Regions from separate parts of the Homo sapiens genome. Here region 2 is linked to region 1. The links are chromatin loops, found by intact Hi-C in ENCODE. Cell type or tissue: gastrocnemius medialis. All regions are shown on one strand. Links, peaks and the distances in the headings refer to the core of each region. The heading gives the core; the rest is flanking DNA.

Region 1 (15,991 bases), core at 82-8,081:
GGGATGTGGAGTCCTGATCTTGGGGAACTCTTGAGTGAGCTGATGTGTGGAGACATTCTTCTAACATAGTGCTTAGAGGCTGATCAAAAATAGGCTACTGCATCATTTCCCTCTTCTTCATAAGCCAGCCTTGGGGCTCAGCACTCAAGTGCAGCCCCTTGACCCTGGAAATAACTGAGATGAGGCCTTGAGTGAAGGTTGTGAGCCAGGGGCAGGGGTGCTGTTAAGGAAGAGGGTGGTTCTGGTTCTGAATCATCACGAGATGACAGTCCCTGTCTTTTGTGTGTGGTTTTGCCATTTTCAAGGTGTTTACCCACCTCTTAGGAGCTGGCCCAGGAATGGGCCAGAGAAGAGGGAGCGGCCTACCGACTGGCCCCAGCCATGCTTTGGGGTCAGGGCTGGGACATCGTTGGCAAAGAAGGGGTCGGTTGCCCTCACTGGTGTGGAGCCCTTACTTGGTCGGTCCGTGTCACTGTCGCTGCTCCAGGCCTTCAGTGTATGCTCAGGGCAGGTCCTTAGGCCCACTGTCACTGGGGGTTCCTCTAGTGTGTATATTTTCCACTTACAAACAAAAGGGACATTGGAAGCACAATCATTGCCCCTCGGTTCCCCGCTCCCTGGGGAGCTGAGTTCACAGACAAAGAAAGGCTGGCACTTCCTTTTTCTCACTTGAATGGGGTCCAAGGCACAGCCTTGTCCTTTCTCTGCTGTTTTTGGAGTGGCCTGAAAACCGGGCCTTCCCCACTCCTGGACACTGGCACTCAGCCAGTTACTGAAGGCGTTTGCTGGGACCTCCTTGCCTCAGACATTGACTGGCCTGCCTGGGTTTGAACCCTCACTTTGCCACTTCTAGCTTAGGCGGAAGTATCCCGCTCTCTGGGCCGTGGTATCCTCACCTGCACCTGGGGAGATGGCAGTGCTGACATCCCAAGGTTGTAGGATGGCCCTGACTGCATGAGATCCTGGGTGGCCAGCCCTGAGAATCCATTATTATTATTATTATTACTGTTATTTTGTTTTTGAGACAGAGTCTCACTCTGTTGCCAGGCTGGAGTGCAGTGGCGTGATCTCGGCTCACTGCAACCTCCGACTCCCTGGTTCAAGCAATTCTCCTGCCTCAGCCTCCCAAGTAGCTGGGATTACAGGAACACACCACTATGTCCAGCTAATTTTTGTATTTTTGGTAGAGATGGGGTTTCACCATGTTGGCCAGGATGGTCTCAATCTCCTGACCTCATGATCTGCCTGCCTCAGCCTCCCAAAGTGCTGGGATTACAGGCGTGAGCCACTGTGCCTGGCCAGAATCCATTATTATTTATCGAGTGCCCTCATAGTGCATAAAACTACCCCTCAGGGCAGTTTCTTTGTGTGTTATGAACTTAAAGAATCACCCCCTATTGTAAAGGGGTCATCCTCTTCTGGGCTCTGCTTGTCTCGCTGTTGTCTAGGACCCAGGGGTCTTAGAGAGGGAACACTTGGGAGCAATGTGAGGTCCTCAGGTTGGCCAGTCCTCACTCACACCTTCCAGAGGGACCGGGCCCTCGGGGGTATTCTGGGACCCTTGCCTTCCAGAATCTCCATTCTGAGCACCCCAGCTCCATTTTCTGGCCTGGAAGACACTGAGACAGTATTTATCTTTGGAAAGTGTCTGGTTCTGCAGGCATCTTCCCAAGCTTCTGCATGATCCAGATGGATTTGCTCTGTCCAAAGAACCCTGGCTGCCAGCTTGGTACTCACCTCCCACTCCAGCTCTCACACCTCTCCTACCCCTGCACCCCTAGCCCCAGATTCCAGCAGAGCTTTGTGAGACCACCTGAACATTCACAAATAAGCTGCCCTCTTTCTAGAACCCTGGGGAAGATTGAGGGCCATGGAGCAGGAGCCTGGAAAGCAGGCTTAGGCAAGACCAGCACTGCCTCCTGTGACCTGCCTTCACAGCACAGGCCGAGGCCAGAGAGCTACACCAGGGGACAGCTCAGTTCCAGCCCTGAGCCAGGTGCCGTGGGCAAGAAAGACCCGGCCTCCTGCCTTCAAGAGCCTTCTCTTTTCTTGGCATGCAATGGTGGAAAGGCAAGAGAACCAGTAGGGAATAGTTGACTCCTGTGAGCATAGTACTAGGAACTTGCCCCTGTCATTTCTTTCAGTCTCTAAGTAGAGGAAATAGCTAGGCATCATCCAAAACTCTTCTTTCTACCTCAAATCCCACATCCAATTCACACATCTTCTTGGCTCCCCCTTCAGAGTATACCTACAATCTGAGCACTGTCCCCATGCACTGTCACCCCCATGGGACCCCCATCACTCTCCTGGACACCAGCACTGGCCTCTTGGATCTCTCCGTGCCTTATCCTTGCACCTCCGTAACCAATTCTGAATCCAACCTGTTAATTCCCAGCTCAGAACCCTCTCATGGCTTTTCCCATGCTATGATCTCACCCTGGCAGAAAGGATTGAGACTATTTCAACACAGCAAGTGCTCACTGGGTGCTGAATCTCCTCATTAGTTCCATGTCTTCATCCACCTGCGTGGAGCAGCAAATCACTACCTCTCTCTGGCTCACTTCCCCATCTGCAGATGGAGGAGCATATGAGCTGGGCTTTGAAGGATGAGTAGAAGTTCACTAGGCAGAAAAGGAGAGTGACAAGACAGTCTAGGTAGGAGGAACAGCCCATGCAGAGTCAGCATTCTGAAAGCACATGAGTATTTGGGATGGTTTGGCTAGAGCATAGGATGCACGGGTGAGGGCCAGGTAGGGCCAGGGAGAAGGGTCAAAGCCTTGAATGTTAGGCGGGTACATTTGAACTTTGTTCTCTTGGAGGAGGAACCATAGAAGGTATATGAGAAGGGAGGTGGTGTGACTGAATTGAATGTGATTTTTGGACATTCCTTAAGGAACACACTGGTGGGAAAGAGAGGCTGGATGTATGCTGAGCACTGACTGTATACGGGGCCTCGGAGACCTCAGCCTTCAGCAGGTCTGGGTTCCCTTTGGGTGAAACTTATCTGAATCCCCCTGAAGATAGCCACCAACCCTGCAGCGTCTGACCCTGGGGTTTCTCTCGAGTGAATCTTGTCAGGATTTTTTGCGCGTTGCTGTCTGGGAGCCAGTTGGGCGGCAGAGCAGTGAGGATACCCTCGAAGGTTGGTCTTGGTGACCCTCAAGCTGAAGCCCAGCCCCAGCTGTTGCTTCCTTTCACTTCTCTTATATGCCCCAGATGCATAGGTCCCTGGCCCGTCCTTTCCTTCAGCAGGAGTTGCTGGCAGGTGCTGCTGGCAGGTGCTCAGTAGTCTCTGGAAGTCAGGGGTACGAGGCACCAGGGGAGCGGAGCCATCTCCCAGCTTCTTCTGGGCAGGAAAGGTCCCTGTTGACCCTCCCTGCCAGCCCTTCCTCCCTCTGTTTTCACAGAGGAGGCAGCAGAGCAGCAATGGGTGACATTCCCCTTTCCTTGTGGGGGGAGACAAAGCTCAACTCTGGCTCCCACACATCCCAGCTGCACGACCTTGAGGCAGTGACCTCACCTCTCCACGCCCTCTTCTCTCCTCTGTAAACAGAAGTAGCGTGGTCCCAATGACTCACAGCCTGGCTTGAGTGTTTTGGAGCTAAGACCAGGGATGTGCTTTGCAGGGGGCCACGGGACACTGACGATGCAAGACGTGCAGTGCCCTGCCCGAGGTCACGTGCACAGCTAGAAGGAGCAAAGCTTCCAGCCCTGGCATTCAGCACTGCATCCTGCCTCCAGCTAACCTTTTGTCTGTGTCCCCACCAGCCACCAGCCCAGAGCCCGGGCCAGGCTTGGGAGCCCAAGTCCATGGTCACAGGTCACATTGTGCCACATGTGTGTCTCCCCGCTCCCAGGTTACTCTTGGGGTCTTCTCTCGGCCTGGACCCCCTACACCCACCCTGTGTGCAGTGCTAAGTCACCATTCTCAGCAGAAGCCAGTGAGCTGCACTTTCCCAGATCCTCATGAGAAGCCGCTGGGGCCCCAGAGACAGTCATTTCATGCTGGCTTTATAATTGAGCGCCGAGTTGCTCTGGGATGGGGAAGCAGAGCTTTTGTCCCCTGCTTCTCCTTGCTGTCTGGGGTCACCTCTGTCCCAAGGTCGCCCTGGAGGACAGGCGGGGCCAGACCTGGCCAGAGGCCCTCCATCAGGCTGGAGCCGTGCCTTCCTCCTAGGCTCCTCCAGACCCCCTGGGAGCTCGGCACGTATCATTAGACTTTATTAGAATCAAAGAAATGAGTCATATTTGCAAACAAGGCCTGCTCAGCCAATCTTCCCCTGCAGCTGTCGGAAAGAGGAGGCGGTGGAGAAAGGCTGCACGGCCCCGTGCTCTGGGCGGACGGGCCCTTTTATAATTGTTGCCTCTGCTAGTCTCCAGGGGAGAGCCATGGCCAATAAATGGCTGGCGTGCAGTCAAAAGGAAACGATTTGGCCCGCTAGGAGGACGTATTTACATCTCTGAGTGCCGGCTGGACGGCAGCAGGGCGGCCGACTCAAAACAGACGTCCAGGCAGTTCTTTTTTGGATCCCACCCTGGAGTGAATCATTACTATTCTTGGACAAGAATGCAGCTTACCTCGGAGTCTCCTCCCTCTGTATGAGACAGACGAGGAAGCTGGGGATGATGGGGCCCTTGCCAAGGCCAGCACCATGCCCGGCACATGAGGTGGCTGGCCCCAGGGTGGCATCAGTAAAAAGGAACCAGGTCCATGGCTGATTTCTATCTGAGTGATTTCAGGTGCATTCCTGAACTTGTCTCAGCCTCAGTTTCCCCATCAACCAAATGGGTATAATTAATTTACTCAATTAATGTCAGCTGAGCACCTATTAGGTACCAGGCACTGTTCAGTGATCAAGACAGACATAGACCCTGCCTTCTTGGGACTGACATTTTAGTGGGACAGGCAGACATTAAATAGATAGCACATGTACAATTATAATATAAAAGCAATAAGTGATGAGAAATAGGCTCAGGGCAGGGGAAGGACAGTGACCAGGGATGTTTTTTACAGAGGGTGGCCAGGAACAGCTGCCCTGGGGATGTGGCCTTTGAGCAGAGACCTGAAGGAAAGGAGCGAGGGAGTTTTGGAACAAGTGGCTGAGGGAAGCAGTTAGGTCCAAGGCCTTAAGGCAGGATCGCGTTCGACCTGTTCAGGGAATGGCCCAGATAGCAGCTAGGGTGGCTGAAGGAGGAGGAAGTGATGCTGCAGTCTGGGGGATGAGGGTAGGGCTTGGGCGCCCGCACCCGCAGCCTGCCCAGAACACTTCCCCTTTACACCCGTTCACCTGTGTGTTTACTAATTGGCACCCCCTCGCTCTTAAAAGTGAGTCTGAATGGCAGGGTCAGAAGGGCCGTGTTGGCCGGGGAGCGGGAGCCCTGGGAGGACGTGGAGCAGAGGAGGGATGTGGCCTGACATAGGTATTGATAGATTCCCTCTGACTTGTTGGGGCAGGAGTAGAGGGAGGAAGACCAACGAAGAGGCTGCTGGAAATCATCCTGGGGGCGTCAGGGGCCTGGACAGGGGCAGAGACTGTGCTGGGAGAGCTGTGTTAACACTGTGGGGAGCCTGTGCAGCTTCCTCCTGGGGTACTTAGGAGGCACAGGTGAGTGGCAGGGCGCCATGGCGTTCCCTCGGCACGACACTCTACAGTTTACTGAGCACGCCCTCACTGCTGGGTAGGGATTGGCTGGGATCCTGATCGGCTGCTTTCTGGCTGGGAAGACCCTGGAAGTCAGACACGGAAGGGACTGTGGAGGGGCCTGCCTGAGATTCAGCCTGCATGGCTGCCCGAGATGTCTTTGGAAAGAATGTCGGTTGCTCTGGCCCTGAGCCTGTGTCAGGCTGTGTTGTGACAAATCCTGATTGATGAGATACATTGGTTTCAGCCCTAGTATGTTCACGTGGCCCGTTATAAAGCTTTTCAAGAATTTAAAATAACTTTTATAAAGGTGATATGTGCACATTAAAAACATTGAAATAGTGCAAAAATACTTTGCAAAGTGCATCCCCCTCCCCCACACAGGCAGCAACTGCCACCAGCTTCTTGTGTGTCCTGCCAAAAATAGTGTGTGTGTATTCAAGTACAAATGTGTCTCTGTCTCCCTCCCTCTTTACACGGTAGGGAGCATGTCTCATGCACTGTTCTTCACCTTGCTTCTTTCCTGCATTTTGTCTCCAGGACCGAGCTCCTTAGTAGGACACAGAACTTTCCTGTTTTACACCGCTGCATTGTATTCCAGTGTGTGCCTGCTCCACAGTTTACAAGCTCCTCTTGATGGACATTTGAGTCATTTCCAATCTTTCACTCTACAGACAGCACTGCTTGAGGGGGGTACTATGTCTCTGGCCACCCATGCAGATGTAACTATAGGAGGTAATCCTAGGAATGGAATTGCCTGATCAAAGCAAACGTCCCTGGATGGCACCATGAGGTCCTACAAAGGGACTACCACCAGCAATGGAGAAGGAGGCGGAGGACTCATTTTCTTTGTTGTAGACTCCATAGCTGGTCAGCTGCCCCGAACAAGTCAGTGTGGCAGCCTCCCATCAGTATTGGGCACCACTGGTTTGACCAGCATGGTGGTAGGAGAAGGGCAGATGCTGTTAGATGAGCTGGCTGCAGGCTGGGTATGGTCAGAATCAGGGCTCTGGAGTATTAAGCTTCTCAGCCAGCTTGCCCTGAAGAATCAAAGGAAAGGCTGTCTTGTGACTGGGCATCTTATCAGCATATAAAGCCCTTGTCCTTGGGATGTCCAGGGTCTGGTGGGCAACACAGACATTTCCCCAGCGTGGGACAGGACAGCGGAAGACAGACAGGGGCTCTACAGTGAGTCTTCCAGAACCTCAGGGAGGCTTCCTTTGAGACGGAGGATAGTGCACCTGGTGGGCCTGGGAGATGGTGGAAAGGTGCTCTTCCTCCTCTCCTGGTGCTGCCCATTCACAAGGAAGTCTTGGGCCACTGCCCAGCCTGCCCTGGCTTTCACTGAAGGTGCTGAGCCCTGCAGAATGAGGAAAGGCTTTTTGTTTTAAAGCCGTGGCAGGCGCCAGATCCACATGCTTGGCAGGGCCCCAGCTGGGATGTGGTTGGCCGCCAGCCTGCCCTATAGGGATGCCCCCTGCCCCAAGGTGCCAGGTGATCCCAGCATATAGCAGAGGACTGAAGAGATTGTTAAATCAGCATATAGCAGAGGACTGAAGAGATTGTTAAAATTTAGGCTCTGTTTTCTCTTAAAACCAGACCAACAGTGTAGTGGAGTAGAGAGAGCACTGGTTTTGGAGTCAGACAGGTGTGGGCTTGGGGTGGCAGCTCTGTGTCACCTGCTGGCTCTGTGACCATGGGCAAGTGGACCCACCAAGCCTTCATTTTCCCTATCTGTAAAATGGGGTGAATGGCCTCTACTCCTGGGATCAGATGAGATAAACTGAAAAGGCCTTGGAAAGCAGGTGGTTGCTGGTAGCTTTTATTTCGTCCATCAGCATTATCATGTTGACATCCCTGGTGCCAGGGGGAGCCCACTGATGTCGCTGTGACCAGCAAGAAGAGGGCAAAGAAAAGCTGTCCTGTCTTATGGCTGTTAGTGGGAGTATTTCACGGATCGGTCCTACAGTGACATGTGAACTTGCTGTCCTCCCAGTTGAGTCCATTCATTCACTCATTCACTCAACAGGTCTTTATTGAGGTCCTCCAATGGGCCAGATGCTGTTCTAGGTGCTGGGAACACAGCAGTAAACTAAAGAAAGGCCTTGCTTGAATACCAGTTGAGAAGGGAATCTTGGATTTATTCAAAGTCCTTATGTTGAAGCTTCTCTAAAAAAAATAAAATAAAAATGATAAAGGGTCTAGCCTGGTGTGTGTTCCGAGAACCAGAGCCCTGACTGTGGGGGTAATCCCACGGACTGGCTGAAAGCTTGGGATGTTCCAGAATGCTTCCCCAAGAGCATCCTGGGCAGGAGCTGTTATTCTCATTTTACAAAAGGGGAAACTGAGGCACAGAGTCACACTTCACTCCCTGCCCCTCCTGCATGGGAGTGTGACCTTCAGACAGGGAGCTGACTCCCATTAGAAGGAAACTCAGCTTCTTCCAGGGGTTCGCAAACACCCTGGAGCATGCAGACCCTGTCTCTTGTGGCCAGCAGCCTGTGGTGGACAGGTAACCTGGGAGGCCCAGTGGGCAGGGCCGATGTCTCTGTTCTCAGCGTGGCTGTCCTCGATCACTGTTGCAGCAGTCAGAGCTCTGGGACCATGGGTGCCACTTCTGGGCATCAAGTTTCATGGCCTGGGCTGTCAGTACCCTGCATCGCCCTGGCCTGCTTTCAGATGCTGTCATCCATAAGAATGTCTGGGAGTAGGTACTTGTGTGCTTGTTTAGCAGGGCAGCAGGAATCAGCTCGGATTGGTGGGAGGCTTAAGTCTGGACTCCAAAGACCCACGCTCTGCCGTGTCATCCTGGGCAGGGTTGGTGACTGTCCCGTGCCAATTATCCTTAAAACCGTTTACCTGCCTCTCTCTGAGACCCTCAAAACCCTGGCAGGGCAGGGGAGGAAACCAGCATTGCTTAGGTGCCGGCTGTGTGCCTGAAACTTCCCTGGGCATCTGAACACCACAGTTAACATCTGCAAAGGTTTATCAAGTGCTAGCTGCATCCCAGACCCTGAATTTAGGACCTTGTGTGACTTACATTTTAGTGAGAGATCCAGGTTACACAGGGATGAATAAAATAATAAGGGACAATATTGGGGGAGGGCAACACTTTATAGACGAGGAGCCAGAGGTCTGGGAAAGTTGGCTAACTTCGTTCTGTCAGTGACGGAACAAACAGTAGAGCTGAGAATTGAACCTAGTGTTTGGCCCACGGTTGGCACTGAAGAAGGTTCTGCTGAAGTCCCAACAGAAAATCAGTGCCCATTTCACAGATGAGGAAACTGAGGCTCAGGGGTTCCTTAACTTGCCTGAGGCCAGACTAAGTTGAACCTGGGTTTGCCTGAATCTGGAGTCTGAGTCTATCCTTTTCTTTTCTTTCCAACAACTCTGTCTCAAGACAAATGGGGATTCCTGGGTTTGGAAAGGTGAGGTGACTTATGTAAATGCAGCGCCTCAGGTGGGATTTGACCCCCAGCCTGTTAATGTCCGAGCCTTGGCTCTCTCTACTCCAGGGCCAGGCCCCTCACTGACTCCTGGCTCTGTGTTTGCTTCAAGGCGCAACGTGCTGAGCTTGTCCCCTGGAATCGACCACCCAGGCTCTCTGAAATGGGACCTCGCTCTCTGCCTTCTTTTAGTCTGGCTAGTGTGTTTCTTCTGCATCTGGAAGGGCGTCAGGTCCACTGGGAAGGTAAGTTGGACTTCTGTCCGTCCCCTGCCTCCTGGAGAGCTGTGCCAGGCTGGCCCTCTCCCCCACTTCCCGCCTGCAATTAGCCACGCCCCAAGAGGGAGGTGGCCAGTGGTGGCGTGCTGGTAAGCCCGCCCTCTGGAAAAAAGTAAAACTCAGGTTTGTTGTAGCGTTTGTCCATTTCATGGTGTCAGTGCTCCCACCATGTTTGCTTTCAAGCTGTCCACAGTTTAATGACCAGCTCACAGAATTCCTGAATATTGAAGAGCCAGGCTCTCAGGAGCCTACACGAGCTAGCCCCATCCACCACAGCTTTCTCATCTCAAGGTATTGGCAGTCAGTGCAGATGGTAGCAGATAACTAATGTTGGGCTTCTAATAAATAGGTTAGCTGGTAACAGGAGGTTAGCCAGCAACCGTGGTAAGAGCCATTAGCCACAGCATGGACCCTCGCTTTGCAGAGGGGGCCACAAGCATTCCCATCAGCATTGCAGGGAGCTTCGTGGGCCTGCCCCAAACCTACAAACTCCAAGGCTGCGTTGTAACATTATCCCCAGATAATCCAAGAGCACTTTATGGGTTGAGAGGCACTGGCTTAGATTTTAGCTGCTAAATCAGATTAACTGAGTTATAACTAACATTTCAGCCGGCACCTCCAATGTTAGTTGTTCAGGAAAGCGTTAGCTGATAATTAAATCATCCACTCATGGCCAGGGTGTTAGCTGTTAACCAAAGTATTATTCATAACTGGAGTGTTTGCTGCTGATTAATATGTCACATAGTGACTAGGATGTTAGTGATTAACAAATGTAAAATGTTAGCTTGTAATTTTAAGGTTTTAGGTATAACTGATACATTAGCAATAGTGGAAATGTTAACCCATAACTGAAATGTTACCTGTTACTAATTAGAGCTGAACTGTTCCCTGAAAACCTAGACACTGGCTGTTGTCATGGCTTTGCTGATGCCAAAGGCTGGTGCGGGGGTATGTTGTGATCACAGGTGTGAGCCTGAACCCAGGGCCCTAAGCTATAAAGAACAAAGGCGTTTGCTCATCTGCCTTTAGATAGTGCCCTGTCAACGCTTTCCCCAGTGACTCACATCCCAAAAGAGGGAACGTCTCTTTAAGATCAAAAAACCCCCAAAAGTCAAAGGAGCGTCTTAAGGTAGCATTCCAGATGGAGCTGTGGGCAGTGACCTTAGCTGCCCCAGCCACACAGTGGAATTGAGGGTTGAGGAATGTGTCTCCCTGGATAAAGAGCCCCCAAAGAGGCAAAATCATAGATTTGTAGAGATCCAAGTAATTATTCCAGTCACTTACCCTGCAAGACCTGGGACTCCAGGGTTGCAAGAGGTAGAATGGGGGTGATCCTGTGCACCCCCCTCCAACACACACAGTGCCCTCTGCTTGTTTCTTGGGGCAGAACCACCCTGCCATCCTGAAGCCAAGGGTGGAAGGGAAGCAGTCCAGGCCTTGGACACCTGCCCGTGCCCACCAGTGAGCACGGTCCTGCCCGGAACAGGCGGGAGCAGGGGACATGGGTAACTCCTGCACCTCCTTGGAGAGCACCTTCACTGTGCTACCCCGGTTCTCTGTCTCACAAGCACACCATTTTATTCCTTTCTTTAAACAATGAGAAAACTCAGGCTTAGGGAGGTCAAGTGACTTGTCCAAGGTCACTTCCTCCTCTCTGAGCCTCAGTTTCCTCCTCTATAAAATAGGTGATAGTAGGGTTAAAATGAGGTGTGTTAAACACCTGGCACAATGCTTGGCACAGACGGTTCTGTAAATGCTAATTCTCTTCTTTTTTTTTTTTTTTTTTTTTTTTTGTAATTTGAGGTGGGGTCTGGCTCTGTTGCCCAGGCTGAAATGCAGTGGCTTGATCTCAGCTCACTTTCTGGGCTCAAGCCATCCTCAAACCATCCTCCCACCTCAGCCTCCTGAGTAGCTGAGACCACAGGCACATGCCACCATGCCCTTCTTCACTCTGCCTCAGTTTCCCCACACAGAAGTGAGAAAGTTTCTGTGGAGCACTGGTCCTGAGCAGTGCTAGAGACATCATCACTTACTTACGCACTAGTATTTTTTGAGCCTCTACCGTGTGCCAGGTGCTTTGTAGAAACAGGGCTGGGGGACATGCAGTGGTTCACAAAACAGACAAAAATTCCTGTGCTCCAGGAGCTGATGGCCTGGCAGGAAGAGTCAGGTTGTAACAAAACGAATGGGAAAAATATATAGGAGTCAAATGGGGATGCGAGCTATGGGAAAAAGTCAAGCAGAGAAGGAGAATGGGGAGTGTTGGGAGCAATTTTGAATAGGGTGGCCAGGCAAGACCTACCAAGAAGGTGACTCTAGGCAAAGATGTGAAGGAAGTGAAGGGCTGAGCCAGGTGAGTATGTGGAGGGGAAAATCTCCAGGTAGAAGTGACAGCCTGTGCAAAGGCCCTGAGGTGTGTTTGACCCAGACCCTTGGGGAGCACCCAGTCTGATGGAGGAGGCTGATGTCCGCCAGGGACAGTGAGCAACTTTTGAGACATAATGCAGAATACAGGAGAATAGTGTCAAAGCCAGAGAGAGGGTGCCAGGCTGCAGCTGTGGCCGAGCAAAGACGTGATCTTCCACGGGTCCTCCCTTCTCACCCTTAGCAACAACCTCCTTCGTGGGGTGGCTGTAGGCCTCCCAGGGGTGGGCGTGATTCCCAGAACAATAGCAGAGCCTGGGCCAGGCCAGAGAAGCCAAGACAAACACAGTCAGGCTCTGTGAACTTCCTCAAGCCCCATGGCTGAGAGGCTGCCTGCTCGCTGGCCATGGCTTCCAGCCCTGGCCACAGACCAGGTTTGTGGCTGACGTGGGGGCTGGGCCCACAGGCAGCAGATGGACCTCATCCTGCCAAGGCCCTGCTCTCGTGTCTAGTCCAGCAAGGAGGAGTTGGAGGGTAATGGAGGGAGAGCCCCAGCCTGAGAGGCTCAGGATCTGAGTTCAAGTCACTTTGCCTCTCTAGGTTGCAGTTTCCTTTTTTGTAATTTTCACTATTCCAGGAAGTTGAAACTAGGCTGCCATTAATCCATTCAACAAATAGTGATAACGGTGGCGAAAGCGCAGTAGCCTGTGAGTGCCGGGCAGCATTCTCAGTGCTGCTAGGTAGCTCATTGAATCCTCCTCATGGTTTGGAGTATGTGCAGTTATTAGTCCCATTTTACAGATGGGGAAATTCAGGTTCAAGGAGGCTCATTACCTTGCCCAGCATCCCACAGCTTGTCAGTGGCTGTGCTGGGATTTGGACCCAGGCGGCCCCACTCCCGACCTGGGTGCCCCACACTCTTCCGCCTCTTGTGCCCACCCCCGTGCCAGCCTGAGGATGCAGTAAGTAGGGCGTGTGGCAGGCATGTCCCTGCTGTCACAGAGTGGGGTCTGGGAAGGGGGCAGAGATCCAGACACTCACACAGGAAGTGCAAGCCCTGCAGACGCACAGGGGAGGAGGCCCCGGAGTGAGCATGGACATTCACTGAGGCTGGGGCTCTTCGCTGTTGGCCTCCGGAGCAGCTCTTTTTGCCTGGTTAAAAACAAAGCAGGGGGTAGTCAGAGCCAGGTCCTTTTAGCTCTGGATCCCCCAGACTGCATGACTTTGAACAAGGCCCTTTCACTTTCTCAGCCTCACCTTCCCCTTATGTGAAATGAGTTAGTGAAGCCCCTCACCAACAGCCAGGGCGCTGAGGATCCTTAGGGCCTGCCTAGGATCTCTGGGATCAATGGCGAGCCCTGCTGCCCAGGCCCTTACCTCCCAAAGGATGCCTGGCTCCCCCTGCTGCTGCTGCTGCCCAGACACTTACCTCCCAAAGGATGCCCGGCTCCCCCTGCTGCTCAGCCACCCTCTTTTCTACTGCCCAGAGGGGATGGAGAAAAGTTGTCCTTGTGAGTTTCCTGGACAGTTGGGCCACAGGGCTTTTGGGTCTAGGGCTCAGAGGAGCCACGGAGGTTCACCAGCAAGAGTGGAAAAATACCACGTCCCACAGCAAGGCCTGCTGGGCCACCACCAGAGGCCCCTGGCAGCAGCTAGCACCAGCCTGTCCCTTGGGGATCCCGGGGGAGCCACAGAAAAGTTGAAAGCATGGCTCTCAGGGGCTTGTCCTCGGAGCAGCAGATTCTGCAAAGCAAGGGTGGCTTTCAAACCTGCTACTGTAAACCAAAACCCATCTGAGACAGGGGGCTCGATGAGCTTAGAGGTTTATTTTGCCAAGGTTGAAGATGTGCTCAGGAAAGAGACTGAGCCACAGTAGGATCTGTGGCCTGCACTTTTTCCAAAGAGAGTTTTGAGAACCTCAGTACACTAAAGGGGAGGCCCAGCACAGTAGCTCACACCTGTAATCCCAGCACTTGGGGGAGCCGAGGAGGGCAGATTGCTTAAGTTCAGGAGTCCGAGACCAACCTGGTCAACATGGCAAAACCCTGTTTCTACTAAAAAATACAAAAATTAGCTGGGCATCGTGGCGCGTACCTGTAGTCCCAGCTACTCAGGAGGCTGAGGTAGGAGGATCTCTTAGGCCCGGGAAGTTGAGACTGCAGTGAGCTTTGATTGCGCCATTGCACTCTAGCATGGGCGACAGAGACCGTGTCTTAAAAAAAAAATGTAAGGGGAAACAGCAGGAAGGGACAGAGGAACAGGTAATTCAGGTAATTATGCACGATGTCTCTCAGCAAATCTGCATTTTCCATAGGGTAGAGAACACACACATTTTCCATAGGGTAGGGTGTGTACACACGGTGGAGGAAGGAGACACATGCCTAGATGTGTGGGTGGATGGCTCATTTCTTGTCTCTTTGTCCGGCACCTGTGAAGATGAGCTGTGAGTTTACATTGTCAGGGTGAGGGAGGCCGCCTGGGGAGATACGTGGCCTGTATCTCACAACTCTCTGCTGAAGAACAGAAAGCAGGCCGGTTTTGTGCGTGTGTGTGACTCACTTCCCAAGCTTAACTTTTTCCTTCTGCATAGTGAGTTTGGGGTCCTGAGATTTTATTTTCCCTTCACACGGCTGAGGTGGCGTGACCAGGATTTGGGGAGGAACAATGACACACATCCCAAAGGTGTGGGGACCTGACACCAGCTGGCCTGGATCCATCCCGCATCCACCACCAGTAACTGTGATTGCAGGCAGGTGCCCCCACCTCTCTGGGCAGTCTCCTCATCTAGAAAATGCAGGTGAGGCTGATGCCTGGCTCTTCTCAGTTGTCTGAGGATTAAATGAGTTAAAACTCACGAAGCCCTTAGCTGAGTGCCCCGCACAAAATCCGCACTGCATAAGTGCTTGTTAAATAAACTAACTACGTGAAAACAAAGAAAGCCACCTCCACACCCCTGTCCCTGACACAAAGCCCTCTGGTCACAGACCACTGGGTTGCTTGGCCCAGTGGAGGCCTGGCTGGCTTTGAAGTGGCCGCCCTCTGGAGACCCCTGCGGGGCTGCTGTCAGCAGCTATTGTTCGCCAGCCCGGGTGTGGCCCACAAAGGGCCCCAGAGGTGGGAACTGGTCGGGGCGCCTGGCCGCCTGTCCGCCTGTCCTCAGGAAGGGAGAGGCAGGTTGGTTTTCTTTTTTCACTTCTTTCCCCCCTTCTGTGGCTTCCTGATGTGCCCCCGCCCTCCACGTCTGCCTTCCCATCCTCGGGAAATCATGTAGGCTCCTGGCCTCAAGGAGAAGAGATGACGGTGGCTGGAGAAACTGAGGCCTGGAGGAACAAAGGACGCCCGGGGGCAGAGGCAGCAGTAGGGCCCAGCCTGTCAGTGTCGGAGAGCCATCCTGACAGTGCCGGCCAAAGAGGCTTCTTGAATGCTCACCGCAGGCCAGGGGCCATCGAGCAAGGTCAGCGTTCCCTTATCCTCAGTGGACAGATGGGGAAGCTGAGGCCCAGGTCACCAGCAAGGGGTGGCAGAGGCAGCGTGCAACCCCTGGTAGAGGTGGCTCCCCAGCTGACCCACAGCCTCTCTACCCCTCGACCTAGAGTGGCAGAGTGGGAGGCAACCTCAGAGCTCCTACGGTCCCAGCCCTTTACTTCCTGGTGGGGAAACAGTCTAGAGCGGACAGCGGCTTCCTGGAGGTCTCATGGCAAGCCAGCCTCTAAGCTTGGCTTCAGACCTGAGGGCCTCCCTACTGGCTGCCCTCTGGTCTTGGGGAGAATCAGTAAACTGCCAGTTGTGGGAGGCTTTTTGCTGGTCTGCTATGTGTGGGCTGTGGGGCAGGTCCCCATTCTGTTGCTTAAGCCCACGTGACCCTGGGCAAGTGATGGACTCTCTCTGGGCCTCAGTTTTATTGTTGCAAAATGGAGATAGTAATACAACTTACCTCAGAGGGTTAGGGCACGGGCCAGTGAAAATAGACGTCACAGCATTTGGAACAGTGCTAGGCACACAGTAAGTGCTCAATAAACGCTGCCTAGGGGTTGTTGGGCTGAGGGCAGCTGAGCTAAGCAGGCCCTGAAAGCTTCCTTTTTGCCCTTTTCCAAAGCCCCTTTCTCATTGTTTCTACTCAAAGGGATCATGGCCACAAGAATTTGCTCTGTCGAGGGTCGTGGTGCCAGCTAGGTGAGGTTTGGGGCTCTGTCACTATTGGTCAGTGTCTGTTACATACTTGGGCCCCAGCAGTGCCCTGGCACTGCACCCCCAACTCCAT
Region 2 (15,991 bases), core at 5,032-13,031, 130 kb before region 1:
TGGGTGTGCGCTTTTAATCCTCTTGGATAAGGAACTCTTTTTCATTGAAAAATAATGCCTGTGCATGGTAAACAAAATTGCCAGTGCCAACCAAAAGTCAGCCCCTTTCCCTCCCCTGGCGGAGCCTCCCTCCCACAGACCAGCTATTCGTTTCTTTTGCGTCGTCTCAGAAATGTTTTCTGCACGTAGGCACGTAGGCACAAGGTGAGTGCACACTCCTGCTCTCCAGGGAGAATACCAGCCTGCTCTGTCCCTCATCCTTTTCCCAGATCGATGCTTCTGGATCTCTCAGCATTGGTGTATAGAGCTGCACTTTTTTTTCCTTTCAGTGACTGTCTCAATAAATTGTTTGAATGTGCCCCTGCTCCCCTTATTATTATTATTTTTTTTGAGACAAGGTCTCGCTGTCACCCAGAGAGTACAGTGGCGCGATCACAGCTCGCTGCAGCATCGACCTCCTGGGCTCAAGTGATCCTCCCACCTCAGCCTCTTGAGTAGCTAGGACCAAAGTCACGCACCACCACTCCCGGCTATTTTTTTTTTTAAGAGATGGGATCTCCCTATGTTGCCCTGGTTGGTCTCCAACTCCTGGACTCAAGAGATCCTCCTACCTCAGCCTCCCAAAGTGCTGGGCCACAGGCTGAATGTGCCCATTTTTACTGACCTATCTAAAGGCCATTTAGGCTGCTTCAAATCTTGCATCACTGCAAATATGGCACCCTAAATATGGTTGTGTGCTCATACAAAGATTTCTGGGAGTTTAAGTGCCACAGATGGACTTTGGTACATAGAAAGTGAACTTTTTTGGTTGGAAAAAGATGGCCCTGAGTTTCCCGATGTTGAGACTGAGTCGTAGTCACTGCTGGGCTCCTCCAAAGCCCATGCGCAGCATAGATGTAGAGGGGATGGGGATGCTTGCCCTCAACCTATTTCCTCCCTTAGACCTGAGAGGTTTGACTATCACTGCCAATTCACCAACCAGTTGATGACCCCATGTGGTCATCATAGAGACCCTTTGCCAACCAGTTTCCATTAAAGTTAAGAACCAAAATAAATTATCCTCTTAAAAAATAATAACTTTTAAGAAGTTGGAAACCTACAACTTTAAAACCAGCCAGATTTTTAAAAAAATCTTTCTGAATTATGAACCGGGTTTTAGACAGTCTTCTTTTTTTTCCATCTTGCTAAGTCAAGCACAGGCTTTGAAAACAAACCACATTGAATTTGCACCCACTCAACGAAGATTTTTTGACAAATCAATTTTATTGTGTGGTGTGCCTTCAAAACTGAGAATCCAGTGAGGCAAACTCTATCCCACCCTGACACTGAGTTAGCTGGGTGCCCTTGAGAAGAATGTTTTTTACCTTAACCAGGTGACAGTTTGCTAACAACAAACAGAGGGGTGAGATAAGACTAAGACTCTATGATCTTAAGCTTCTAAACCAAGCTAATCTATATACTTTCATAGCCTTTACCTGCCCACTGGTGGACAGAGAGGCCTTTCTTTTAATATGGAACCTTAACCACAGATTGGGTTTAATCTCAGACTTAACACTCTAAACTTTCTTTGAACTTGAAGTGCAAACAAAGCGCTAATGTCGGATGTAGCCATCTACACGGAATATGAAAGACACTTTAGGGATGCTGTTTGCCTAAGTAAGCTCCAGAGGCTGGGATTGCCAGTCTCCTTAGCCTGTGCAGGCACCTTTGGCAGAGGTTTCAGGTTGGATATGGGGCTTGGTAATGGCCCAGGGATGAATTCATATTTCCCCCCCTGGCTCATTACCAGGGGATAAAGGCACCTTCCGCAGCTCCCAGCAGGTTCGGAGCAGGAAGTGGGGTGGTTTGGACAGCAGGAATCTGACTCCTCAGAGGCAACTGAGAAGCCATTGTTCCAGGGCTTCCCGGGGCGCTTTTGTTGGCAATTCCTTCATGTCTCAACTGGAGCTAAGGTCTTCACCCAGCCACTGATAAACAACACAGTCAGTGCCAGAATAAGTCCCAGGACACTCCCCTTCGGCCAGTCACTACCCTGCTCAAGTACCTTCAATGACTCCCCAGTGCCCACTAAAGCACTGCGGTGCTCCAAGCTGGCCACAGTCTGGCCTAATTACCTGGCTATCCTTAATGCCTGCAACTTCTCATTACTTTATCTTGCCCAGCATGTATCTAGCATCCACTCTGGGCCAGGTACTGTGTTAAGTGCTCTGCAGGCATCTTCCAGGTTCATCTTGATGAGCATTCTAGAGGAAGACCTCATAGTATCATGTAGATGAGGAAACAGAGGCACCAAGTTGCTAAAGTAGCTTGCCTAATGCCACACAGCCGGGGAGCAAAGAGTCAACGCAAACCCCATCCCTGTGCACTCTCTGCTGCCCGGGACTGGGGCCATGCCCTGAGTACCAGTGTGTGCAGCGCAGAGTGACGAAGAAGCACCAGCCAGGCGATGAGTGGGGGAAGAACACTCCAGGCAGAGGCAGTAGCAAATGCATTTCTTTCTCTGAGCCTCAGTTTCCTCACCTGTTAAGTGTGTGCACGTATGCACACCCTTGTGTGCCCACTGTGTGTGTTTGTGTGGAGGTCGGGAGGCGTTGCCTTCCGGTTGTCTGAGACTCCCCCTGGAATCTGGAAATGATTTTTGGATGCCTCTTTAAATTTTGTGCCTCTCTTGTCTTACCCCTAGCCCTATCAGGCTGCTAGCTGTGATTGCCAATTCAGAAAATAGATAAGTAAACAGACTGACCAGGACCAGTGAGCTGGGGCATAGGGAGCATGAGATTGGGGTCTTCTGGCCACAGTCACCTGGGCTTGAGCAGGGGCTGTCCCTGTGAGACAGGGTGCCCTCTCTGCTACCCCTTGCTGTCTTGTAAACCTGGTCTGTTTTCCTGATCTTCATCCTCTGCAAGTCCCTTGCAGACGCTGGAGTTTGCGATTCCTGGGCAGCATGTTTCAGAAGGCTTATGAGGATATGCTGTTTAGTTTCTGTTCTATTTAACACATCTGCAGTGGCCATGTTACATCTCCTTTGCTGCTTTTCTTTTTTTCCTGTTTTCTGCTTTCTGTTCCATCATCTCCCACTCTTTTCCCCCAACTTCTCTCTCTTCAGCTCCCCAGAAAATCTCCTTTCCACCCCAACTTCTTTCTCTATCATATCATATCTAAACATTATTTGGCATAATAAGTCTTCCAGAAGTCAGGGAGGGCTTCAGAGAGGTGAGTAGGGCTCTTGAGCAGGGCTTCGAGGAATGAACAGGAGTTGGTTAGGAAGAGAAAGAAGGAAAGGGCAGGAAACTAAGGTGCTTAAATACAAAGGCTGGATCCATACAGGCAGGGTTTGAATCCTGGCTTAGCCACTCTGTGGCTGTGTGATCTGGGGCAAATTACATAACCTCATCAAGCCCGAGTTAACTCATCAGCATAATGGGAATTTCCAGATTATCTCAGTGTCAGAGTCTCTGGGCTGGTCCTACTGGCTGATGAGAGCCAACTGTGCATCTCTCTTCCAATGCTGCATTTGACAATGTCACCCTGGGAGCTTGAAATCTGCCACTGTGGAAGTATTTGCACCATGGAAATCGGCAGACTCTACAAGTCAGAACATTTTTTTCCCCCTCCAGAGAGCCAGTTCACCAACACATCACCACCTGCAGCTGGGAAGCTGGGTTAAGATTAGATTTGATTGCAAGGGGCTTTGAACAGCAAGGCCTGGAGATGTATTGTTCAAATGTTTGCTGTGGAACTTCAGAGACACAATTTGACCCTACCTAGTCTGAGGGGAAAAAAAAAAAATTTTTTTTCTTTTAGAAATAAAGAAGGCCTGAGTTTCTAAACTCAGAAGGCTTGAGTTTCTAAAAAAAAAAAATCCCAAACACATTCTCATATTATATTTACATAACTCTTCAAAAGATCTCCTAGAACACCTTAATTAAAAATACATATATATTATTTCTGTTGAATGAGCAAACCTTGAATAAGAAAATCACCAACGTTCTCAAGCTGAAAAACGGGGAGATTTTTAACTGGGAAAAACTGGGTGTGGAGGGGTCAGCAGTGGCCAGTTCACACGTAACTTAGCTGGGAAGGAAGCTGGCCTGTATCCTATTAGCAGTGGGAAATCATGGGAGGGTTTGAAGCAGACAAAGGCTATGATCAGATTCTGGTCTTGGAAAACATCCTTCTGGCTGCTCTTTGGAGAAGAGTCGGGAGAGAGCCGAAACAAATTCAAGGAGACCAGGCAAGAGATGAAGGGGATGTGGACAAGCATGTTTCTGGAGAGACAATGCTGTGTGTTTGCCTTACTTCCTTTTTCTCCTGGGCACTCAGCTGGACTACATTTCCCAGGCTCCTCTGCAGTGAGGTAGGACCATGTGATTTAGTTCCGGCCAATAGAATGTGGGCAGAAGTGATGTAAGGAACTTCCTGCCCTGGCCAAGGAAACTCTCCCATACAATCCTCTGGGCTGTTTCTCTTTCCCGCTTGCCTCCTGCAGAGGGTCCAATGCAGAACTCCAAGGCCTGAGGGGTGGCAAAGCCACTGGCTGGAAGGAGCCTGGGTTGCTGAATGACTGTATGGAGCAGAGACTCACCATTCACTGCATTGGACTGTGCTGAAAAGGACAAACCTTCCTTGTGTTGAGCCCTGAGACCTGGGACTGTTTGTTACAGCTGCCAACCTGATGGATGTTGGGTGATGAATCAGAGACAGGGGTGCAGACTAGAGAGCTCTTTGGGGTAAAGTCGTGGGACTTGGGATAGATTGGAAGTGGAATGAGAAAAGAGGAGGCATCGCGGACAGAGTCCATGTTTCTGATTGAGCAGTGGTGCCTTTTGCTCAGAGAATGTGAGGAGGTCTTTCTGGAGGGCTGTTTGGTGCATTTCAGATACTGGAGTAGAGCTGTCAAGAGGCTCTTTTCTTGGCCTGTGCCATGTGGGGCAGTCCAGCAGCTCCTCCAGAAGCATGTTATGGTGGCAAATGCTGCCCGTCATTCATCCGAAAGAGGAGACAGGGAACATCTGCCTGTGAAGTCATCGTGCTGCCCTCAGCCAGAGCCTACCCAGGAGAGCTGGGGAATACTAACTGCTTCCTGCCCAGCCCAGCAACACCCTACCATGTCCATATTTGTGACCCCAAGCTGTGACAAGGCTAATGTTGGGACCTAATTTATTTTTACTTCCTTTTAACAAATGTTTCCTGAGGGCCTATGATAATCATAATATTAAAACTATTATTTATTACCCACCGCTAGTCCCAATTACTCGAAAGACTGAGGCAGGAGGATCACTTGAGCTCAAGAGTTTGAGTCCAGCCTGGGCAACATAGCAAGACCCCGTCTCTAAAACAAAAACAATTTTTTAGAAAACTACTGAAACTACTGCTATTTCTTAAGCACTTACCATGTTCTAGACAGTATGCCAAGTGCTTTACTACATTTCATTAAATCTCCAACAGAGATGGGAACTATTATTGGCCGCATTTGACAGGTGGGGAAACTGAAGTTCAGAGAGCTAACTCTGCACGAGCTAGGCTTTGGACCCAGGTCATCAAATTCTATAGTCTGTTATCCCCATATGAAGCCAATTCTGCCTGGAGCACCAAGATTGACATGATCTCACAGAACTGAGCGTGGCCCCATCTCCTGCATTCCCCGGAGAGGCCCTTTTAGTCTCTCACAGTTCTTGTTCCACCAGAGTGGGTAGTGGCTGCTGTCTGCCACCCAGCACATTGGCACATTTTGGAGACCTCTTCCTTTGTCTTTGGGAAGCCTGGGGCTGGGCTACCCCATTGCATTTCCCTCCATGAGAGGAGACTGTCATTTTGCCAGGTCCTGGGTCCTAGGTTACTGGGCCACCCACTGTTGGCATGGTGACCAGATCATGACCCAAATCATGGCCCCTGATGGGCACAGATTCCTAGGCAGCCACCGTCCTCAGAAGGGGCCAATGGGCCTGGCATCCAGAGCAGTTCTTGAGCTAGTGTGGAAACCCATTTACACCACCTTAGCCCAAAAGTAGTGTTTAAGGAATCACAGAATCCAAGGGAAAGTTTGGGCCAAAATCTAGAATCAGCCACCCAGATGTCACCACAAGCCTCTCCCCATCCCTTATCGCTACTCCTTGAAGACTGCCACAGGACAGAGGCAGGTGGTTGCCCACCTAGCATCCCTTCTCATTTAAAAGAGCCCTGGCCGAGCCCTGCAGTGGGTCACACCTGTAATCCCAATACTTTGGGAGGTCGAGGCAGGAGAACCACTTGAGCCCAGGAGTTGGAAACCAGCCTGGGCAACAGAGCGAGACCCTACCTCTACAAAAAAATGAAAAAATTAACCAGGTATGGTGGGGCATGCTTGTGGTCCCAGTTACTTGGGAGGCTGATATAGGAGGATCACTTGAGCCCAAGAGGTTGAGGCTGCAGTAAGGTATGATTGCACCACTGTACTCTAGCCTGGGCTGCAGAGCCAGACCCTGTCTAAAATAAAATAAAATAAAATAAAATAAAATAAAATAAAATAAAATAAAATAAAATAAAATAAAATAAAATAAAATAAAATCCCTGATTTTCTTCAGCAGGATGCTCTTTCCCAGCCTCACCATCTCAGCCATGAGATGTAAGCAGACACCTGCTATGAGTTCTGGGAAAGTTTTTGTATCCTTGATAAAAAAAATGTCGAACACAACTGGCCTAGCCCTTCCCCTTTTTATCCTTCCTTGAATGCAGATGTAATGACTGGAGCAGAGGCAGCCATCTTATACCCATAAGAGAAAGGCAAGAAAACCACAAAATTCCAGTTCTAACCTCATTGAGTGGCCGAACCAATGCCTGTGGTCACCTGTCTCTAGATGTCTTGTCACATGAGGAAAATATAACTTTAGTTATTAAGCCATTGAGGGACAGATTTGTTCTGACTTGCAGGAGAAAGCCATCCTAATGGAGACTATTGCTGTCACCGTCACTGCTGCTACATAAATGGAAACATAGTTGCCTCTGGCCCCTGAGTTTTGTATTTTATAGGCTCTGAACTCAACCTTCTGTGTCCCAAGTTTTAAAAAAAACATTCCTGGGCTGAGACTCATTGGCCCAGTTTAGATTGTCTATGCCTGGGCCACTCTTCCATGGCCAGGGAGGGTGGACTGTGATTGACCCAGTTGGTGCCAACCCTTAACCCAATCAACCATGGCCAGAGGAATTGGTGGGGAGGGGGGGTGCCATTTGAATATGAAGATAAGAGAGCTCCAGGCAGCCTGGCTCATTAGTGTGTCATTCTGGTCACCCAGATCAAGGGCACTCACAAGGTCGTCCTCACTCCCGCCTCGCTTTCATCCACTCTACCATGTTTACTGCACGTTCACTGTGTGTGCTGCACGGTGCTAGGGCAAGATGGAATTTGAACTGGATTATCCAGAGTCCAAGATCTGGCCCGTATCCACTGCTAGACCCTGCAGGCAACCTGGCTCTGTCCCCTTAGAGTCCTTGGTCTCAGTTTACAGGCTCGGGTTCAAACTCGGGCTCTGCCACCCATGGCTGCTGACAGTTTCCCCCTGCTGCTCAGCTTTCTCGTCTGTAACAGGTAGGGGTTCCCTTGCTGAGTTCAGAGTCCTTTCCTGGCGTCAGTGAGCTTCGGAGTCAGCAGGCTGGATTCCATTCCCAGCTTACCCTCTCCTGGCTGTGTGACCTCAGGCGGCCACCTCACTTCTCTGCACCATGATCCCCTGTCTTTAAACCATGGGGATGACCCTGCCCCCAGGTTATGGGGTAGAGTAATTCATGAGATGACCCTGGGTCACACAGGAGGTGCTCAATAAATCCTAAAAATAAAAGCTTAGCAGCCCCAAGGGAATGTGTGACAAATTATAGGCAGGATTTCCTGAGGCTGGCAGTCCAGGAAGAGGTCAAGCATTGGGTGGGGTTTATCCCCCACCCCCCAGGCCTGGAGAAGCTCCTGAAACAGGCAGACAGGACAGGAATGGGGCTCCCAGACCCCTGCCCTTGCCTGCATAATCTTGTGGGACTGGTTGGCAGATGTGGGTCAGTGGTGCATACGCGTCCCTGGAGTGAGGGCAGCGGAAAGCTGTTCCTGTCCATCTGAGGGCTGGCAGCCACCAGGGCCACATCCGCATAGAAGAAAGAAACCAAGGGCAGCACTTGGGTCCTGTCACTGACAGCTGCTGGCCACAGAAGAGAGGCTGACCTTCTCTTTGTCCCCCCGGGAGGCAGGCGGGGCTGGTGAGGGGACGAGGGTTTCAATCCAGGCACTTGGGCAACCCTCCCCACGTAGCTGGCGTTTCTTCCCAAGCCACAGCCCCGGGACTACATGAAAAACAAAGCTTCCTGGCCCCAGCAGCATGTATCACTGCCTTCCTGGGCCAGTCCCTGGGTAGGGCTTTGGAGAAGGGGCAGCACTCACAGACTGATGGAGGATGGGAACTGCAGGCCAGGTTGGAAGAGCTCCCTTTACCGACAATCTGCAGAGCATTAGACACTGTGCCCAGCACATTCACTTAGGTACACTCTGGCCCTTGGAAGGAGGACCCGTTATTACCCCCATTGTACAGAAGAGGAAACTGACGCTCAGAGAGGCAGGCTGGCTTACTGTGGGTCACACAGAAAGTGGGAGCTTGGATTCCAGACCAAGTCTGCCCAACCCCTAAGAGTGGCCTCTTTCTCTCATGTGACGTAGTCTCCAGGAAACAGGCGAAAAGTCCAAATGGCATCATGGTAGGGTGGGAAGCATTTGGGCCGGGTGTCAGGGAACCGCTCCTAGTTCCTCAAGGGCTTGAACCACCCTTCCTTCCTTTCCCCAGCTGAGCTCTTCCTCCACCTCCAGGTCTCCATTTAGACGCCTCCTCCAGGAATCTCCCCTCGATTTCCCCTGCCTGGGACTCCACCTCTCAGCTCCCGTAGCCCCCTTGGTCTGAACCCATCTGTCCTCCCCAGGAGAATCTAAACTCCATAGGGCAAGACGACGTCTGCCAAATTCCCCACAGAATCTTCAGGGGTTGGCAGGGTGGCTGACACATAGTAGGCCCTCAATAAATATTTGTGGAATACATGATAGACCAGACACCCCAGCCCCAAAAGCATGGAGCATAGACCCTTTTCTGGGGTAAGGGCTGCATCTCTGGGCCAAGGAGAACAGGATGGGAGAGATCCCAGGAGTCCCAGGGGTCCCAGAGACTCCCTCTCAGGACCGTGCCCCCTGCCCACAGTAAAACGTGTCCCCAGAGCCCAGCCCATCACATTTTTTCCTGACAACTCACTCTGTGATTCATTCTTAGCCCCTGGCATGCCTGGGCCTACCCAGAAGCCATAGGCACTGGTGCTAAGTTTAGTGACTGCAAAATGTCCCCGTGAAATTCCAGACAGAGCCAAGGGGCTGGCGGCGCATTCCGCAGAGCTTTCTTGGGTCCTCCCACTCTGCTGCTGGGCGTGAAGGGGAACCAAAGCGTCCTTCCAGTAAATAGCCTGGAAGGGCCAGGTCCCTATCTGAGGGCCTTGACTAGTGGCCACAGAGCTCAAGGGCAAAGGTGGCCATTATTGTCAGAGGAACTTGGTGTGGAGGACTGGAAGCCTCGGAAAGCCTTCAAATAATACACCATAATGAAGAGGGGACTTGAGGTTCAGGACAAACCTCTCTCTCCCTTGGAATCCTATAGAGATGTTGAACAGTGCATGCCCAGGTAAAACTTCCCTGCTTAGAGCTGAGGTCTGCCTGCCTATGCCTATCTAGAAGATGGGAATGTCCTGGCTCTGCCCTTTGGACCTCAGAGCTACCTGTCTCCCGCTCTTCATAGGACAGGACCTCCAGCCCTCTCCCTGCTCTGTAGCCACCTCTAGATTTTTCTCTGTCTGCTCTGACCCTTTCTCAAAGATGAGCCAAAGATCCCAAAACAAGACAGAACAGAGGAGAGGGTCTGAGATGTACAGGAGGAAGGTCTCGAGCTTGTGGTCCATTAAGACCTTCAGATCTTATTCACATTAACATATTCCCTGGGAAGGCCTCCCTCGGCACACGTCTAGCAATTGGTTTCCATTAATTTCTCCTCCATGAGGGAGAAACCATATCCACCTCATTATTTGACTCAGCAATCTCAGTCTCATTGCTGGACTGTCAGCTCCACAGGGCCAGGGAGGGGCTGTCATAACACCACACTCTCCCCAGCCCTGAGCATGATATCTGCACAGAGGTGGCACTGAGAGGGCAGCCTTTTTTCAAATGTGAAATATAAATACAACAGAAGATTATAACCACTAAAAAATAATTTTAAAACAATAAGTCAAAGCAAATTAAGTCAAATCAATAGGGTAATAAAAGCACTTTTTTTCCTTTTTGAGACAATCATGATCACTGCAGCCTCAACTGCTGGGGCTCAAGCAATCCTCCTGCCTCAGCCTCCCAAGTTGCTGGGATCACAGGTGCATACGACCACACTTGGCTAATTTTTTTGTTTTTGTAGAGACAGAGTCCTGTTATGTTGCCAGTCTGGTCTCAAACTCCTGGCCTCAAGTGATCCTCCCACCTCAGCCTCCCAAAAGGAAGTGGGAGCTGTTGGCTCATACAGGCATGAACCAACATGCCTGGCCAAGGAAAGCACTTTCAACTAATGGTGCTGAAACAATGAGACATAGATATAGAAAAAAATATATATGTCAACTGCTGCAATTGATTCAAAAATCAATTTGAAATGGATCTAAATGTAAAAAGCAAAGCCAAGCTTATAAAGGAAACACATTAATATTTTTGCAACATTAGAGAGGCAAGGGTTTCTTGGTCAGGACACAAAAAGCACTAACTTTAAAAGAAAAAAAATGGATAAGTTGGATTTCATCCAAGTTCAAATTTTCTGCTCATTAAAAGACAGCATTAACAAAACTAATAGGCAAACCAAAGACTGGGAAACAATATTGACTCTGCGTGTGTGTGTGTGTGTGTGTGTGTGTGTGTGTGTGTCACAAAGGGTTTATTTGAGAACATATAAATAACTACAAATGAACAGTAACAAGATGAATAATCCTGGCCAGGCTCGGTGGCTCACGCCTGTAATCCCAGCACTTGGGGAGGCCGAGGCGGGCAGACCACTTGAGGTCAGGAGTTCAAGACCACCCTGGCCAACATGGTGAAACCCCGTCTCCACTAAAAATACAAAAATTAGCTGAGCCTGGTAGTGCCCACTTGTAGTCCTAGCTACTCGGGAGGCTGAGGCAGGAGAATCACTTGAACCCAGGAGCCGGAGGTTGTAGTGAGCCGAGACAGCGTCACTGTACTCCAGCCTATGTGACAGAGCGAGACTCCGTCATAAAAATAAAAAAAAAAAAAAAGAAAAGATGAATAATCCAATTGTGAAACATGGCAGAAGACTTGAACAGATACAAAAGAAGGTATCTGGCTGATAAGCACATAGAACGATGCTCAGCACCAAGGAAACACAAAATGTTAAAATTATAATTATAACCAGATGCCATTTTACACCTACCAGAATGGCTGCATTTTTTTTGTAAAACTTACAACACCAAGTGCCATGAGGATGAGGAGCGGCTGGGGCTCTGACTCTGCTGGAGGATGTGTGAACTGTGCAGATATTTGGGAAAACATCGGCAAGTTTCCTATAAAGTCAGGCAGCTAATGGGATTTTTAAGATACCTTAAATTAAGCAGACATCTACTGAATAACTCAATCATTCCACTCCCAGCTTCTTTACCCAGGAGAGATGAAAACATGTCTCCACAAAGACTCATATGCAAATATGTGTGACAGCTGTCACACACATATGAGCCCCAAACTGGAAACAACCCAAATTTCTATCACCAGGGATGTGGATAAATAAAACTGTGGAGCATCCGTACTATGGAATACTACTCAGTAATAAAAAGAAATGAACTACTGATAGACACAATAACCTGGATACATTTCCAAAACAGCACACTGAGGGAAAGATGCCAGACCCCAGAGAGAACATCCTGTACAAGTCCATTTACGTGAAGCTCTGGGACAGGCAAAGTTGAGCTGCGCTGAAAGATATCAACACACAAGGTGGGGTGTTGTGGCTCATGCCTGTAATCCCTGTAATCCCAGCACTTTGGGAGGCCGAGGTGGGTGAATCAACTTGAGGTCAGGAGTTCGAGATCAGCCTGGCCAACATGGTGAAACCCCGTCTCTACTAAAAATACAAAATTAGCTGGTCATGGTGGCATGTACGCCTGTAGTCCTGGCTACTCGGGAGACTGAGGTGGGAGAATTGGTAGAACCCAGGAGGTGAAGGTTGCAGTGATCTGAGATGGTGCCACTGCACTCCAGCCTGGGCGACAGAGTGAGACTCTGTATCAAAAAAGAAAGAAAGAAAGAAAGAAATCAATGCACAAGTTTCTGGGGGCTGAAGGTGATTGCAAATGAAAACAAGGGAAGTTTCTGGGGTGTGGGAAATCTCTCAAATCTTGCTCAAGTGATAATATCAAGGGCAACTACAAGTGTAAAAAACTCATTGAAGTGAACACTTAAGATGTATACAATTTATGCTGCCCTAGTTATATTTGTCTTCAGCAAAATATCTTTTATTTATTTATTTTTTTTTTTGAGACAGGGTCTTGCTCTGTCACCAAGGCTGAAATGCAAGTGGCACTATCATGGCACACTGCAGCCTTGACCTCCCAGGCTCAAACGATCTTCCCACCTCACCCTCCCAAGCCTCTGGTCCTACAGGTGTGAGCCACCATACCTGGCTAATTTTTAATTTTTTTGTAGAGACAGGGTCTCACTATGTTGCCCAGGCTGGTCTTGAACTTCTGGGCTCAAGCAATCCTCTTGCCTCAGCCTCCCAAAGTGCTGGGATTATAGGTGTGAGCCACCATGCCTGGCCAAAATATATCTTAAGAAAAAAAAAATTCTAAAACAACTAATATTAATAATAATTTAAAATAATAATAATATTGCAAACTGTGAACTTCTACCACCAGCTTATAAAATAGAACATTACTACTATGCATCCTTCTCCCTTTCTCAGAGGTAATCACTAGCTGGGATTTTACGTTCGTTATTCCTCTGATTTTCTTTTTAATTGTACTACCTCTAGTCTATTCCCTACATAGCATATTGTTTTGTATGCCTGTCTGGACACTCTATAGGAATGGACTCATTCTGTTTGTATTCTTCTGAGACCTGCTTTTTTCACTCACATTGTGTCTCCATCATTTATTCATCCATTCATTCATTTGTTCATTCACATAGCTATAACTCATTCATTTTCATTGCTGTATACTATTCCAACGTAGAGCTATTTATCATTCTTCTGCTGATGGCCATTGGGTTACTCTAGGTTATAGCAAATTGTGCTTGTGCATGTCTTCTGGTGGGTGTGGGTATGAGTTCCTCTAGGGTAAAAAGGCAGGACAGGACTTGCTGGGTCATGTTAAACATGTCTCTAATTTACTAAATAATTCCAAGTTTACTAGAAATTACTGGGTAGTTTCCAAAATGGCCACCCCAATTTAGACTGCCACAGTAGAGGATGAAAATTCCAGCTGCTGCACATCATCACCAAACCTTGGCATTATCAGAATTTTCTATGTTTGAAAACAAAAATAGGGATCACAAACTCAAATGCCCTGGGCACCATTAATGTAACCAGTGACTAGACTGGGAGGACAGTAAGGACTGGTGGGGACTGCAGCAAACATCTGAAAGAGGCAGACTTAGCTCCGCTCCCTGACTGTGGCCAGGAGGGAATGCAGACCTTGGGCTGCCAAAGCTCTGGCGTTTTCCAAGGAAGCTAGATATCTAGATTTTTACAGAAAGTCTTCTTTTGAAATGTCAGCAAAGATTTCAGATTTGTTTAAAACACAGTACGGCCGGGTGTGGTGGTTCACACCTGTAGTCTCAGCTACTCAGGAGGCTCAGGCAGGAGGATCGCTTGAGCCCAGTTGTTGGAGACCAGCCTGGGCAACACAGGGAAACCTCGTCTCTTAAATAAATAAATAAAACACAGTATGGACCGTGTATATTTGTGGGACAAGCCCAAACTATTCCTTTTAGATTTCTTCTGTTAAAATTTAACTCAGTTCAATGTGTAGCTCTTGGAGCCTATTGGAGCTTTGGCAAGTGACCTGACTCTCCACAACACAGGTGCCTATGCGCACCACCAGCTATTGTTCCGTTCTGTACCAGCGTGAGTTCATTGTTCTTCCTTCTGCTTTGTTGTTGAGAAAGCTCAGGTTTCCAGAAGTCCTGCTGACTCAGAGGAACAAGGGTAATGAGGGTAATTACTCTAGTGTGCTGTGAAGTAAAAGCTACTCACTCCAAGCTGCTGGAGGAATCGTTCCTCATTCATCCATGCATCCCCTCCAGCTCTCTGCGACTCATTCTTCTCTCAGCAGCCAGAGGGATTCTTCTATCTTTTTTCTTTTTTACTTTTCTTTTTTTTTTCTGAGACAGATTCTCACTCTGTTGCCTGGGCTAAAGTGCAGTGATGTGATCACAGCTCACTGCAGCCTCCACCACCTGGGCTCAAGCAATCCTCCCCCGTCAGCCTTCCAAGCAGCTGGGACTGGAGGCACGCACCACCACCCCTGGCTAAGTTTTTTTATTTTTAGTACAGATGGGGTCTCACTATGTTGCCCAGGCTTGTCTCAGACTCCTGGCTTCAAGTGATCTTCCCGCCTTGGCCTCCCAAAATGCATGGATTACAGGCGTGAGCCACCACGCCCAGCCCAGATGGATTCTTTCAAAACATAAATGAGATGATGTCACTCTCTTGCTTGACCTGTCCATTGATTCTCATCATCCCCATACCCTTGACCGGGGCTCATCATTTGCATCTTTGCCACCCGCCCCTCCCTGGCTCCCCTACAAGCCATCAACGCCCCACACTCAGTCTCACCTGGGGGTGTTTGCACATCAGTCTCCTCTGCCTGCATCACCTCTTCCTTCACCCCTCCCCTGGCTGCTTCCTTCTTAGCCCCCAGATCTGTCTGACATGAATGTCACCTCCCCAGGAAGGCCTCCCCTAATTCCTTCCTAAAATAGCAAATCACTACTCCAGCGGCTCTCCGCACAGCTCCCTGTGCATCTCACTCTTGGCACTCCACGCCCTGCAGGGACCTCCTGCATTTGTGTGCTTGTCACTGACTACCTTCCCTACCACGGTACGAGGTTCCCAAGGGGCAGGGACCTGGAACTGACCACCACATCCCCCGTCCCTAGCGTAGGGCCCAGCGTGTAGTAGCCTTGGAATGAATGCCTGCCTGTGAAGCACCTACTATGTGCCGGACCCTGTGCGCCAGGCCATGGCGCGGTGACATAATGGAGGACTGTGGCCCAGGCCTCAAGGAGCCCAAGACCTAGAAGAGGAGACAGAGACATCCACAGAGAACTGCAGTCCAAGGCAGGAAATGTCACTTGGGAGCAGGGATGCCGTTGGGTGCCCTGCAACATCCAGCTTGGCTGTTTGCTGCTGGCATCCATGCCAGTGGGTTGCTTTGTCCTGCCAGTTGTGAACTATTTTAATTTTCTCCCCCGGATAAAGCTAGAGGTTAGAGCAAACTCTGCTGGGGTTTTTTTTATTTATAAGAAAGGACTTAAGGGCAGATGAGCACTGGATGCAGAGTCAGAATCCCAGCTCTGCCCTCTTAGCTGTGGGCCTCGGGAAGTGTCAGTGTGGAGGGAGGACAAACACCACGCCCCACTCCACACACACAGGAGGGCAGAAGAAGTCAGCACTATCCTGTGTCGAGTGATGGGGAGCGTTTTAAGAAATGTGTCCTTAGGCAATCTCCTTGTCGTGCAGACAACAGAGAGTGTCCTTACACACCCACGTGGCACAGCCCACTATACACCTAGGCTGCATGGGATGGCCTGCTGCTCCTAGGCTACCCACCTGTACAGCGTATGACTGTACGGAACACTGCAGGCAGTTGGAACACAGTGAGAAGTATTTGTGGACCTGAACATATCCAAACATAAAAAAGAAACAGTGAAAATACGGTGTGAAAGATAAAAAGTGGTTCC

What was found. Hi-C counts contacts between places; a loop is a spot of excess contacts. Peaks named below come from ENCODE experiments on the same cell type or tissue, not always from the same donor. Only the 100,000 strongest peaks of a DNase experiment are listed, where the experiment ranks them.
Region 2: it touches region 1 in a loop (2.2-fold over the local background); 2 of 110 quality-filtered maps call a loop at or near these places.

The regions. Positions count from the first base shown.
Region 1 is chr3:14,448,750-14,464,740 of GRCh38, forward strand. It overlaps SLC6A6 (solute carrier family 6 member 6), which reads left to right. Exons shown (of 15, transcript NM_003043.6): 6 at 9,201-9,333. Among named protein-coding and RNA genes, the nearest start is that of SLC6A6, 54 kb to the left of the region's middle. RefSeq lists enhancers at 2,717-3,524, 10,622-11,122, 11,608-12,129, 12,130-12,651, 12,652-13,173 and 1 more. In gastrocnemius medialis, for the core only: no CTCF peak of the experiment used is centred there; DNase peaks (open chromatin) are centred at 3,307, 3,602 and 4,332; H3K27ac peaks cover 5,170 bases.
Region 2 is chr3:14,315,422-14,331,412 of GRCh38, forward strand. No RefSeq gene overlaps it. Among named protein-coding and RNA genes, the nearest start is that of LINC01267, 29 kb to the right of the region's middle. RefSeq lists enhancers at 4,101-4,410, 4,431-4,490, 7,519-8,112, 9,102-9,271 and a silencer at 13,645-13,838. In gastrocnemius medialis, for the core only: no CTCF peak of the experiment used is centred there; DNase peaks (open chromatin) are centred at 8,170, 9,310 and 12,000; H3K27ac peaks cover 7,259 bases.